Regions from separate parts of the Mus musculus genome. Here region 1 is linked to region 2. A link is a loop called in an ENCODE intact Hi-C map of the cell type or tissue named here. Cell type or tissue: left cerebral cortex. All regions are shown on one strand. Each heading gives the region's core, and the rest is flanking DNA. Links, peaks and the distances in the headings are about the cores only.

Evidence for each region. Peaks named below come from ENCODE experiments on the same cell type or tissue, not always from the same donor. Only the 100,000 strongest peaks of a DNase experiment are listed, where the experiment ranks them.
Region 1: a loop joins it to region 2, with 1.9 times the contacts of the local background. A loop is called at or near these places in 2 of 42 quality-filtered maps.

Annotation. Positions count from the first base shown.
Region 1 is chr1:164,331,039-164,336,420 of GRCm38, forward strand. It overlaps Nme7 (NME/NM23 family member 7), which reads left to right. Exons shown (of 14, transcript NM_138314.4): 5 at 1,574-1,740. Among named protein-coding and RNA genes, the nearest start is that of Nme7, 26 kb to the left of the region's middle. In left cerebral cortex, for the core only: no CTCF peak of the experiment used is centred there; DNase peaks (open chromatin) are centred at 329, 1,728, 2,065, 3,338 and 2 more places; H3K27ac peaks cover 361 bases.
Region 2 is chr1:164,392,974-164,398,355 of GRCm38, forward strand. All of the region lies in intron 12 of Nme7 (NME/NM23 family member 7), which reads left to right. Among named protein-coding and RNA genes, the nearest start is that of Gm39690, 23 kb to the right of the region's middle. In left cerebral cortex, for the core only: no CTCF peak of the experiment used is centred there; DNase peaks (open chromatin) are centred at 904, 2,328, 3,233, 3,575 and 1 more place; H3K27ac peaks cover 2,003 bases.

The DNA of each region.
Region 1 (5,382 bases), core at 263-5,262, 62 kb before region 2:
GCAGGATAACATACACACACATCCATGCACACCGTGACCGGCCTGCAGGATAACACACACATCCATGCACACTGTGACCGGCCTGCAGGATCACACTAATGCACAGCATCGTGGGAGCATCCAATCACTCTGTAGAGATATTTTATTGGATTTCTTTTTCTTGGTGCTCAGTAATATACCAACACAGGAAGATAACTTTGTGCTGGTGTATATGTATGTATGTATATATATAATTTTATTTTATTTTTCTGAGTTACGTGGTAGACAGGATTTGACCACATAATACCATCTGGCTGCTCACTTGCAATCTGGTCTAATCTCAGCTAGGATTATAAATGTCCACCTTCACACCCAGCCTTGTTGAAAATTTCTAACCGAAGTATTTTTGCAAGATTTTACATTAAAAATATAAGAACAGCTTACGCTTGGTGACATTGGACTATAATTTCAGCACTTAAAAGGCTGAGGCAGGGGAATTCCAAAGTTACAGGCTAGCCTGAACTGTATAGCAAAACCTTGTCTCCAATCAAACAAACAGGCCTAGAGAGATCTCTTAGCTGGAAATAATACTGGCTGCAAAAGTGTGAAGGCCTGAGCTTGACTCTTAAGCACCTACCTACATAATGGCTGGGCCTTGTTCCCTGTGAGAACTCCAATCCTGAGTAACAGAGGCAGGAGCTCCCTGGAGCTCTCTGGCCAGCTGACCCAACTTAAAGCAAACTTCAGGTTCAGTGAGAGAGCCTGTGTTAAGACAATAATGTGAGAAATGACTGAAGAAGACATCAGGCAACCTCCTATATCATGTATGTTTGTAGGGATGCACACTTGCATATAACACACATATATAGAAGTAGATATATAGAGAGACCCCAAAATGAAGTAGGACAACTGTTTTTTGGGATTAATCAATATTTGATAAGTAGTTACAGATAAATGGTTATCATAGTCATAAATATTACGGTTAAAAGTTGGTATCTGTATAAAATGTCAAATTAAAGAGGCTCTAAGAGGGTCCCTTTCTTTGCATCACTTCATTGGCAATCACTTTAAAAAGTCAGCTCAGTTGGGGTTGGAGCCTAGAGAGAAGGCTCAGTTAAGGGTGCTAGCTGCCCTTGTAGGTCCCAAGTTTGGTTCCCGGCACCTACACCGAGCCGCTCACAGCAACTGTAACTCCAGCTGCTGGCAAGCCAACAGTGACTTCTGCACCTTCACTCACATGTACCTACCCACAGAAAGGGAGACACACATGAATACACATCTCTTAAAGGAAATACAATTTTTTTTAGTGATTGGGATGTGTACATAAAAAGAAATATGAGAATCTGTCTCTGTCACTCATAGCTGGTGAGTTACTGAAATAACTTGGTCTATTTAGGATATTCTAAAATATATATTTTAATTACAAACTTTTATCACTAGATTGGATTGGAAATAAAGCTTCACAGTATAAAATATAATTTATATACGTAGTTATAAAGTAATAGGATATAGCTGTCTTTTGTAAAATCAATTGGAGACTTTTCTCTGTAAGGCGTACGTTCTTCATAAGTATTCTTACTGTGTCTGTTTCTAGCATGATGTAAAGAATCGTCGCACCTTCTTAAAGCGGACCAAGTATGAGGACCTGCGCCTGGAAGATCTATTTATAGGCAACAAAGTCAATGTGTTTTCTCGACAGCTGGTGTTGATTGACTATGGGGACCAATACACAGCCCGCCAGCTGGGCAGCAGGAAAGAGAAGTAAGAACAGCCGGGCCATCTTTTTCCATTGAAACCTTGCCTGTGACTTTGGCCACTAACTTCTGATTTCCTCTCCTCGGTCATGTTTTCACAACATAGTTTTTCCAGCGACCTAATATAATTTTATAACATTAAAAATATTTTGGTACTGATTCAGGGATTGGTTCCTAATTAGAATATTGAAGCAATATCTGTAGTCTTAGGAGGTGACTGTTTGGATGGGTGGGTGGCAGAGATAAAGCTCTTACACATTCTATCTGCTTTTTATATTTGTCACTAAAACCTAAGACTATTTGAGCATAAGGTTTTCTTCCTAAGCATAAGCATGATGCTGGTACGAATCACGGTAACCCGGGAGACGGTGAAGTTAGTTCTTGCAAAACTGAAGGCTTTGTGGGTTTGTTCTGTCTTGATAAAACTGAATTAAATTATTACCCCAATTAGATGAACTGGGGAGAAATGCTAATCAAAGGAGTGAGTATAGAGAAAGATCCAAAGGTGGGAAATCCTGTCTTAAGTTAGAACAACTATTTGCTATCCTGCTTGTGTAAGTTGGGGGCTAAAACTTATAAAAGTTTAATTACTACAACAATGATCTGAATTATTATGGTAACAGTAGATATGCAGAAGAAGTAAGGAGTGTACGTGATTAATAGAAATGCAGCAGTGCATGCCAGGAAGCAGCTCAGTTGGGGCAGTGCTTGTCTAGCAAAGATGAAGCCCAAAGGCCTGAGACCTAGCCCCGTGTAAAACTGGAGGTGGTGGCACGTTTCTGTCATGCCAGCATGTGGGAAGTGGAGGTAGAAAGATCAGAAGTTCAAGATCATATTAGTTTACAGAGGGAGTCAAGGGCCAGCTTGGGTTACATGTGACCCTGTCTCAAAAAAAAAAAACAAAAAAACAAAAAAAACAAAAAAGACAAAAAAACAAAAAAACAAAAAAACCAAATAACAAAGATCAAAGACAGTTCAAGTTAAGAATGGAAGTTCTAGAAACTTTGGGTGAGATGATGATGAGAAGCTGCCTCAGGGCAATTTAACAGAAGAGATAGGCAAGGTAACAGAGAATAGACCCTGCCCCAAGGAGAGAGCGATCAGAACATCAGAAATCACAAAGCAAGAAGTAGCTTGCTCCAGGGAATTTTATTCAGCTATAGAGAGTGAAATTCTAACATCTGCAAGGAAGTGGACAGACCTGGAGATCATTACATTAAGTGAAAGAAGCCAGATTACTGAAAGATATCAAGTGGGTTTTTTTTTTAAATATGTGGAATATAGATAGATGGATAGGTGGGTGGGTGGATTGATGGATGGATGGATAGATAGATAGATAGATAGATAGATAGAGTATAGAAAGGGGACCATGGAGGGAAGAAGTTTAAAGAGAGTGGGGAGTTGGGGAGTGAGAAATTGTAATAAAATATACACGTCATAAAAGCTAACAGATTACTGGGTGAAGGGAAAGGGACTAACAAGAAGTGAGTCAGGATTAGGGAGGGCGGTGGGGTGTGAAAAATAGCAGACTATAACAAAAATATCACCATGAATCACATTATTTTATATATTAGCTAAAAATAAATTTTTAAAAGACAATTATGTCAACTATAATGTGTGGGCAAACAAAAAGGACAACCCAGTGGGACGGAGTGGGCAGTGCACTGCTCCACTGGGGCAGATCCCTGCAGGAGGACCTGGGGCAGGGTGGGACAGAAGCCTCATCTGAAAGGGGACAGAGGAAGGGACTGGGTAAGCTCGGTCTGTGAGTGAAGGTCAAGGAGGTACATTATGAAAATGGAACACTGAAGCTCATTGCTCTGCGCAACCACTAAGATAAATTTAAATACCAAAACCCAGAAATTCGGGACTGGATAGGACCTGGGGACGATTCTTCTCTTGCTGTCTTACTCATTTCCGTGTCTTCTGCATCCCTGAGCAAATCTCTTTACGCATTGCAAGAGCAAGGTTAATTTCACCTCCGAGTTTTGCAGCCTTCATTCCGTGACTTTTTTGGCTCAATGCTTTGGGTCCCTGCAGTAGAACACATTATGAAGGATATTGAGTGGTAGAGGAAGCTGTTTACCTCAGGGCACAAAAGGGTCTGCAGTCCTAACAGCCCTTCTAAGCTGTGACCTAAAGACCTCCCAGTAGCTGCACCACACACACACACACACACACACACACACACACACACACACACACACTGCACACTCTCTCGCACACATGCAGATACCCCCACATGTACCTTTTTATTATTCTTTCCTTACTGCTTGCCACCCTGATTTTCTTTAGTTTTGGTTTAGAAAGAAACAGAACCAATTGGAGATGCAGCTAAAAAGCAAGCTTTAAAGAAAAACCAAAAACCAAAACCAAAAATGGACTTAATAATGATTCTCTTCTGAAAAATGATTTCCCTTGCTATGAAATGGCATTTTACTTTTCATTGTCCACATTTATGAGTTGCAGCTTTCTGAGAATAGATTAAATATGTTGGTAATGAAATTTTAATTCTTTCCTTTGTGTTTTATTCAGGGATAGAGTATTTGAAAGATATTATCTCTACTTGTGTACTTATTGGGGTAGCACTTAACATTAAGGATAATTGTTGAAAGTTAAGACTGTATGCTTAAAAGTTCCAGAAACTACTTAGCTTAAAAAAAAAAAAAAAGCAGTAAAGCTATTTTAAGGCCTACTACAAAAATAGTTTAATGCTTAATATCTGTACAGTAGGTAGCCCCGGTAGAATAGGGTATTTCTTTCTGCAACTTCCTTGACCCTTCCTTACATTTCCTTTCTAATTCTTGAGGTGGCTTGAAGCCCAGGGTAGAGATTAGTGCACAGGTAGTGAAGGGCCAAAGGTAGAATGATTGCCTCACGGGAAACGAGCAAAGGACAACTATAAAATTGGGAAAGCCCTGTAGTACTAGACTAAGAGGCATCTCCTGTTCTCATAAGATTGACTGTGAAAAGTCAGTGACTCTCTCTCTCTCTCTCTCTCTCTCTCTCTCTGTCTCTCTGTCTCTCTGTCTCTCTCTCTCTCTCATTTTCCCCCTGAACCCAGCTAGCTCTCAGAATTGAGAATGAACTGATGAAGTTCTTTAACAAGCTTTAGGGGCACAAGAGCTGAGCAATGTTGCTCTATTTTAATCCTCTAAGCTAATCTGGCTGCCTCCCAGCCAAAATCTCCAAGAGACTTGCATGTTATGGCTTTCTCTGCTCAAGCTGTTTTCTTCTGCTGTCTCCTGGACTCCCTCGCCCCCTTGTCACATGGTAAATTCACACTTCCGCTCTCTCCTTCCCTCTCCTCTGGCAGGGAGGAAGTCCATCCCTATTCTCTCTTCCTGCTCAGTCATTGGCTAATCAGCTTCTTTATTGACCAATCAGGGAAAAATTGGAGAGCAATGTTTACACAGCGTTGAGCCTGGACAGTCTTTAGAGCGAGGACTGCAACTGGATATGGGGACACAGAAGTCAGCATTTGAGTAAAACAAGGATAATCTTTACACAGTGCACAATGACATGCCTACAACCATGCTCAGTTTTTAGCGTGGGTTTTAAAACTCAGGCTTTCACACTTGTGTGATAAGCACAGTACCAACTGAGCCACATCTCCAGCCTCTATAACCCCTTTTATGAGTGGTAAATA
Region 2 (5,382 bases), core at 309-5,308:
AAGATATCTTACATTTTTAAATAAAACTCATTTCACATTAAAAAATGGACAGTAAATGTAAATGACTGACTGAGTTGTTATATACTGTTTTTCCCTGATTTACCCCACTGACCAGTGGAAATGGACTTATCTTTTAGATAAATGTTGGATCAGATGAGGTTGTGTTTAAAGAATTCCTACTTCAGATTTTTCTAGACTGAGACTTAAAAGCAAGAGCCTTTGCACCCGAGTTATCTCATGTTCTTCCAACTTTTGCTTCTGTTCAGGGCAGTGTGGTTCTAAGGACAAAGAGTTTTCCCAATAAACCCTAGAACCCACAAATAAGGTCTCACTTCAAAGTCGAGAGTTATGCATCCGCCGTCTCCCTTAGCTGCAAGTTTGCTTTCAGCAGTTTGTTTTTCATAGTCCGCCATAGCCCAAAACAGTACATGGAAAATTCTAGAAATATTTAGTACATTTATATTATTCTTATTAATAATGTTTTACTGTGTTCGCTTGGTAAAATCAACTTTATACAAAGTTTGTCTGTATGAGAAACATAATATCCAAGCTTCGTGCATCTGCTGGAGTCCTGAACATATCTTTTGGAGATGGAGGATCAGTAGATGCTTACGTGCATCCTATGAAACCTTTTGTCCTATCAAGTAGGCAGTAAGAGTTCAGCAAGCAATGAGTGTCCAGGAGCAAGAAAGACGTGCTCCTCATTCAGAAGGAAGAGCGGCGTTTCCTTTTCTGCCCATGTAGAGTATACATTATAGATGCTCCTAGGAGATTATGCTTACTGAAGACCTCCCTGCCCGTCTTAAAGCATGCATGGGACTGCATTCATTTTCTGCTTGCTTTGAGAAGAGTATCTGGCTTGCTTTCCTCCTAGAAAGTGTGAGTGCCATGTGCTGTTTGGAGTGAGCCACTTTGGCCTCCGTGGTTTTTGTATTACTTTTTCCCCTGGTTTCCAGATCTCCCCTTGAGTCAGATTCCTGGCAAGTGAAATCAGACAGCAAAAATCAAGGGAGATATCTCTGTCCTGATAGAGACAGAGAGAAGCATATTTACCCATGTTATCATTCTTTGTCTTCTTTTTTTTTTCTTTTCCATTTTTTTATTAGGTATTTAGCTCATTTACATTTCCAATGCTATACCAAAAGTCCCCCATAGCCACCCACCCCCACTCCCCTACCTACCCACTCCCCCTTTTTGGCCCTGGCGTTCCCCTGTACTGGGGCATATAAAGTTTGCGTGTCCAATGGGCCTCTCTTTCCAGTGATGGCCGACTAGGCCATCTTTTGATACATATGCAGCTAGAGTCAAGAGCTCCGGGGTACTGGTTAGTTCATAATGCATTCTTGGTCTTCTGTTTAGAAATAAACACTTATTTTGGCTCAAGAAAACAAAAATTAATTACCATTCTTGTTTTTCTCCTTTTCAGAAATAAACACTGTAATTTGGCTTTAAACTAGTATATTTATAAAATAAGATTAAAACCATCCAGTAACTAATATTGTATAATAGCTACTTAATTAAGTTTTACACTAACAGTATTAAATATGCTTCTGCAGGCCTGGGGAAGTGGCCCTATTAGGAAAGTGCTTTTGACCTGAGCTCAGTCCCTAGAACTCCGTAAGAAGAGTAAGGTTTGCCGGGCGTGGTGGCACACGCCTTTAATCCCAGCACTCGGGAGGCAAAGGCAGGTGGATTTCTGAGTTCGAGGCCAGCCTGGTCTGCAAAGTGAGTTCCAGGACCTGTCTCAAAAAACCAAAAAAAAAAAAAAAAAAAGAAGAGTAAGATTCAGTGGCATGCTCTTGTAATTCCAGGGACAGGGCGGTGGAGACAGGTACCCATCTTTGATTGGGCAGCATGACCTCCTTCATCAGCTCCTGGGCTAGCGAGAAACCCTTCACAAAAAAAGTAGTAGTTGTAATGGCTCTTGAAGATTAACACCCAAGCATATTCTCTAGCCTCCATGTGCATGCACACACATGTTTACATACACATGCGCCCTTGGGCGCGCAGGTACACACATTCATACACATTCACATGTTTGTAACACATACAAAAATATATAACATTGTTATTAAACTCTAAAAGCCAGGTGTGCTGGTGTAGGCCTTTAACCAAGCACTCAGGAGACAGAGGAAGGCAGATCTCTGAGTTCAAGGCCAGACTTGTCTATAGAGAGAGTTCCAGGATAGCCAGGGCTACACAGAGAAACCCTGTCTCGAAAAACAAAACAAAGCAAGAGGCTGTGTGGGTGTTCAGCATAGGGCTTAGCTCAGCATCTCACTATTGCTAATTTCCTTATTCATCTGTGTAGCCATGGAGACTGAGCTTCCGTCTGAGCTTTGGAACATGTTCTTATTACTGCTTTGAATCTATTTCTGGGGGTGAAGATGCTGAAATCGACATAAAACACCCCATTTAAGATGCATTTTATTTTGCTCTTTCTAAAACTGTGACAGTGTTAGGAGGGAGAGTGGCTTAAACTATTTCATGCTTTCCTTTGCCTTTTCTCTGTGTAACAAGATGGATGCCCACTCCCAGTGGACATTAATATACAAAAGAGTGACTTGGTATTCAGAGTCCTCATTAACCTGGGGCGATGGGAAGCAGGGGAGCCGCAGTGTGCAGCATTTGCTCTTATGCAGTGCACAGCTCTGTCCTCTTCTTGTCACATCTAACACATTAGGCTCTGCAGAGCCTGCATGAAGCAGCTCACACAGGAATTTCTATTAAGAATGAATGTCTGTTCACCAAACAGAAGTTTATCGTCTAAGTTTTTGCCCCTACACAGGGAGTTTTGTTTGCTAAACATATTGTTTTCTGTGCTCTGCACTCTGAGTCAAACCAACCAAAAAGGATATAAGGAAAGGAAGCTAGCTAACCAGCAGTCTATTCACACAAGTGCTGGGAATAATTCATTTTGAGAATTTATTGAATTGTTGTATGTCAAATCGCTTTCTTAATTACACTGGAAAGCAGAATCCAATATAGAAACAGTTATATGTTTAAATGGTTACATTGTACTGAGTTAAAAATAGGAATTTCTATAGCATAGCTTACCAATCACCCAAAAACAAATGAGGACAAAGTCTGGAGAAGACATCAGGGGGAAGGAAGCCTCCTTCCCTGTTGCTGGGGGTGTAAAGCGAGACAGCCCCTGTGGAAAGCAGTGTGGTACCACCGAAAGCATGCAGGTTGATCTCCCTCATGGCCCAGCCCTACGGCTCCTTGCAGGTGATCAGAGAACTCTATGGCCTATGGAAGTACCCGCACGTTCATGTTTACCATGGTTCTCTCCATAGTAGCAAGGAAGGAGTCAGCCCCCATGCCCGTCAGCAGATGAATAGATTATGAAAACCTGCAGACATGATATGGAATTCCATTCAGCCATAAACAGAAATGAAACTATGGAATTTCCAGGGAAAAGAGATAGAATTGGAAACAGGATTACCTAGGCCCAGAGAAGCCAGGAAACCAGAAAGGACTCATGAGAACTGCAAGAATACAATTGGAATAGAACTGTGGGCTTTAGCATGTTGAGATAGCCTGTGCTATCTAGTCTGAGTGTCTGGACAACAGTGAATCAAAGAGAAGCTGAGTTGCTGAGTGGCTGAGAAGGAAGTGGGAGACGATGATAGGGTTGATCTAGGACAGGACATGTGTCAGCTAGCAGGATGGGTTGCCTGGATTGGGCTTGCCCAGGATTCCATCCAAGTACTATTGAGTGGCAGTTTGGAAGTCGCTTTTCCTATGGTTTTCTAAGATAAATCAGTTATATTGAAATTCAAAAGTTGGCCTTTATTTTTAGAATGACTGCTTTGTTCCAATTGTATAAAAGAAAAAATGAATTTTTAATAGGCCCTGGGTGATGCTTGGTGGAGAAAAAGAGATCAGATAATCTAGTAGAGAATGAGGGGATAGAATGGGTTATTTTACCTTTTTAATCTAGTCACAAATTACAGTTCCATTGGGAAGAGGATAACATTGCCTTTAGAATGTAACCCCTGAGGAAAGGTTCTTTTGTGATGGTGGAGGGAAACTGTTAAGGAAGACACTAAGAAAACCAGTTTTCTGATGGCAGCGACTTGTATCAGAGCTATCCAATTAACATGCTGTGGTTTATTAAATGTTCTCATTAAAGGAATAATTAACACGTTCTAAACACGATTGCCTGTCTCCCCCTCTCTACTCCCTCAGTATCTGTCTCTGTCTGTCTCTCTGTCTCTGTCTCCTGTCTCTCTCTCTGTCTCTCTCTCTGTCTCTCTCTCTCTCTTTCTCGTGTGTGTGTGTGTGTGTGTGTGTGTGTGTGTGTGTGTGTGTGTGTGTGTGTTACTAGGTGCTAATTCCAGGCTCTTACACATGGTAGGCAAGTGCCTACCACTAATCTTTTCCAGCCTTCCTTTTGCTTTCTTAGTTTGGAGCTGAGTTTCCCTAAGTTATCTAGACTGGTCTTGAACTCACCCTGTAACCCTAGGCAGCCTTCGAGGTTCTGATCCCTGGGGCCAGAGAGACAACTCAGAGGCTAAGAGCACTGGCTGGCCTTCAGCAGACCTGACTATAATTCCTAGCACCCACGTGGTGGTTGACAACCATCTGCAACTCCATCTCTACATCCTCTTCTGGTCTCCATGGGCACCGGGCATGCACATGATACATAAACATACATGCAGGCAAAACATCCATACATAGAATAAAATGGTAATACATTGTTTTTAGATTAAGATTATCCTGCCCCAGCTACTCAACTAGGTAGAATCACAAACTACATCCACAGTCCCAGCACGATGGTTCCACTTTAGAAAATATGTAACCAAGGAAACAAACACAATTGTGCAGCTGTGAGGAACAGTTTATCCCCGTGTGAGCCTCTTGCCTCATGGTCATGTGCCTCAGGGTCATACGGAAGAATGTGAATTAGCTAGACATTAGGTGGCATAGGTTTGTAATCCCAGCTGCTGGAGTGGCTGAGGTAAGGGGATTCCACATTTGAAAAATGTCTGGGCAGTTGAGTGAAACAATGTCTCAACGTGAATAAAACAGTGAGATTGAGCTCAGTGATAAAGTGTTTTCTTAGCAAGTGTGAATTCTTGGATTTGATACCCAGCAAGAAATAGGAAGTGGGGGAAGAGGAGAAAGGAAAATTGACAGAGGGAGAGAAGGGTGGGCAAAGAAAGAATATGCATTAATGCAATTTAGCAGAGTGTATTTTTTAAGTGTAGTAATGCACTGAACGATGACTTACTGTAACATAATCTGATGTTTATAGTGCTCAAGTATGTGCCTGCACCAGAAGACACCTTAGTTCTTGAGAATTCAAATCTGTCTTAATATCACAGCTGGAAAATCACTTAGATGCATTTAAAATCTAATGCTAGTCTGATTGAT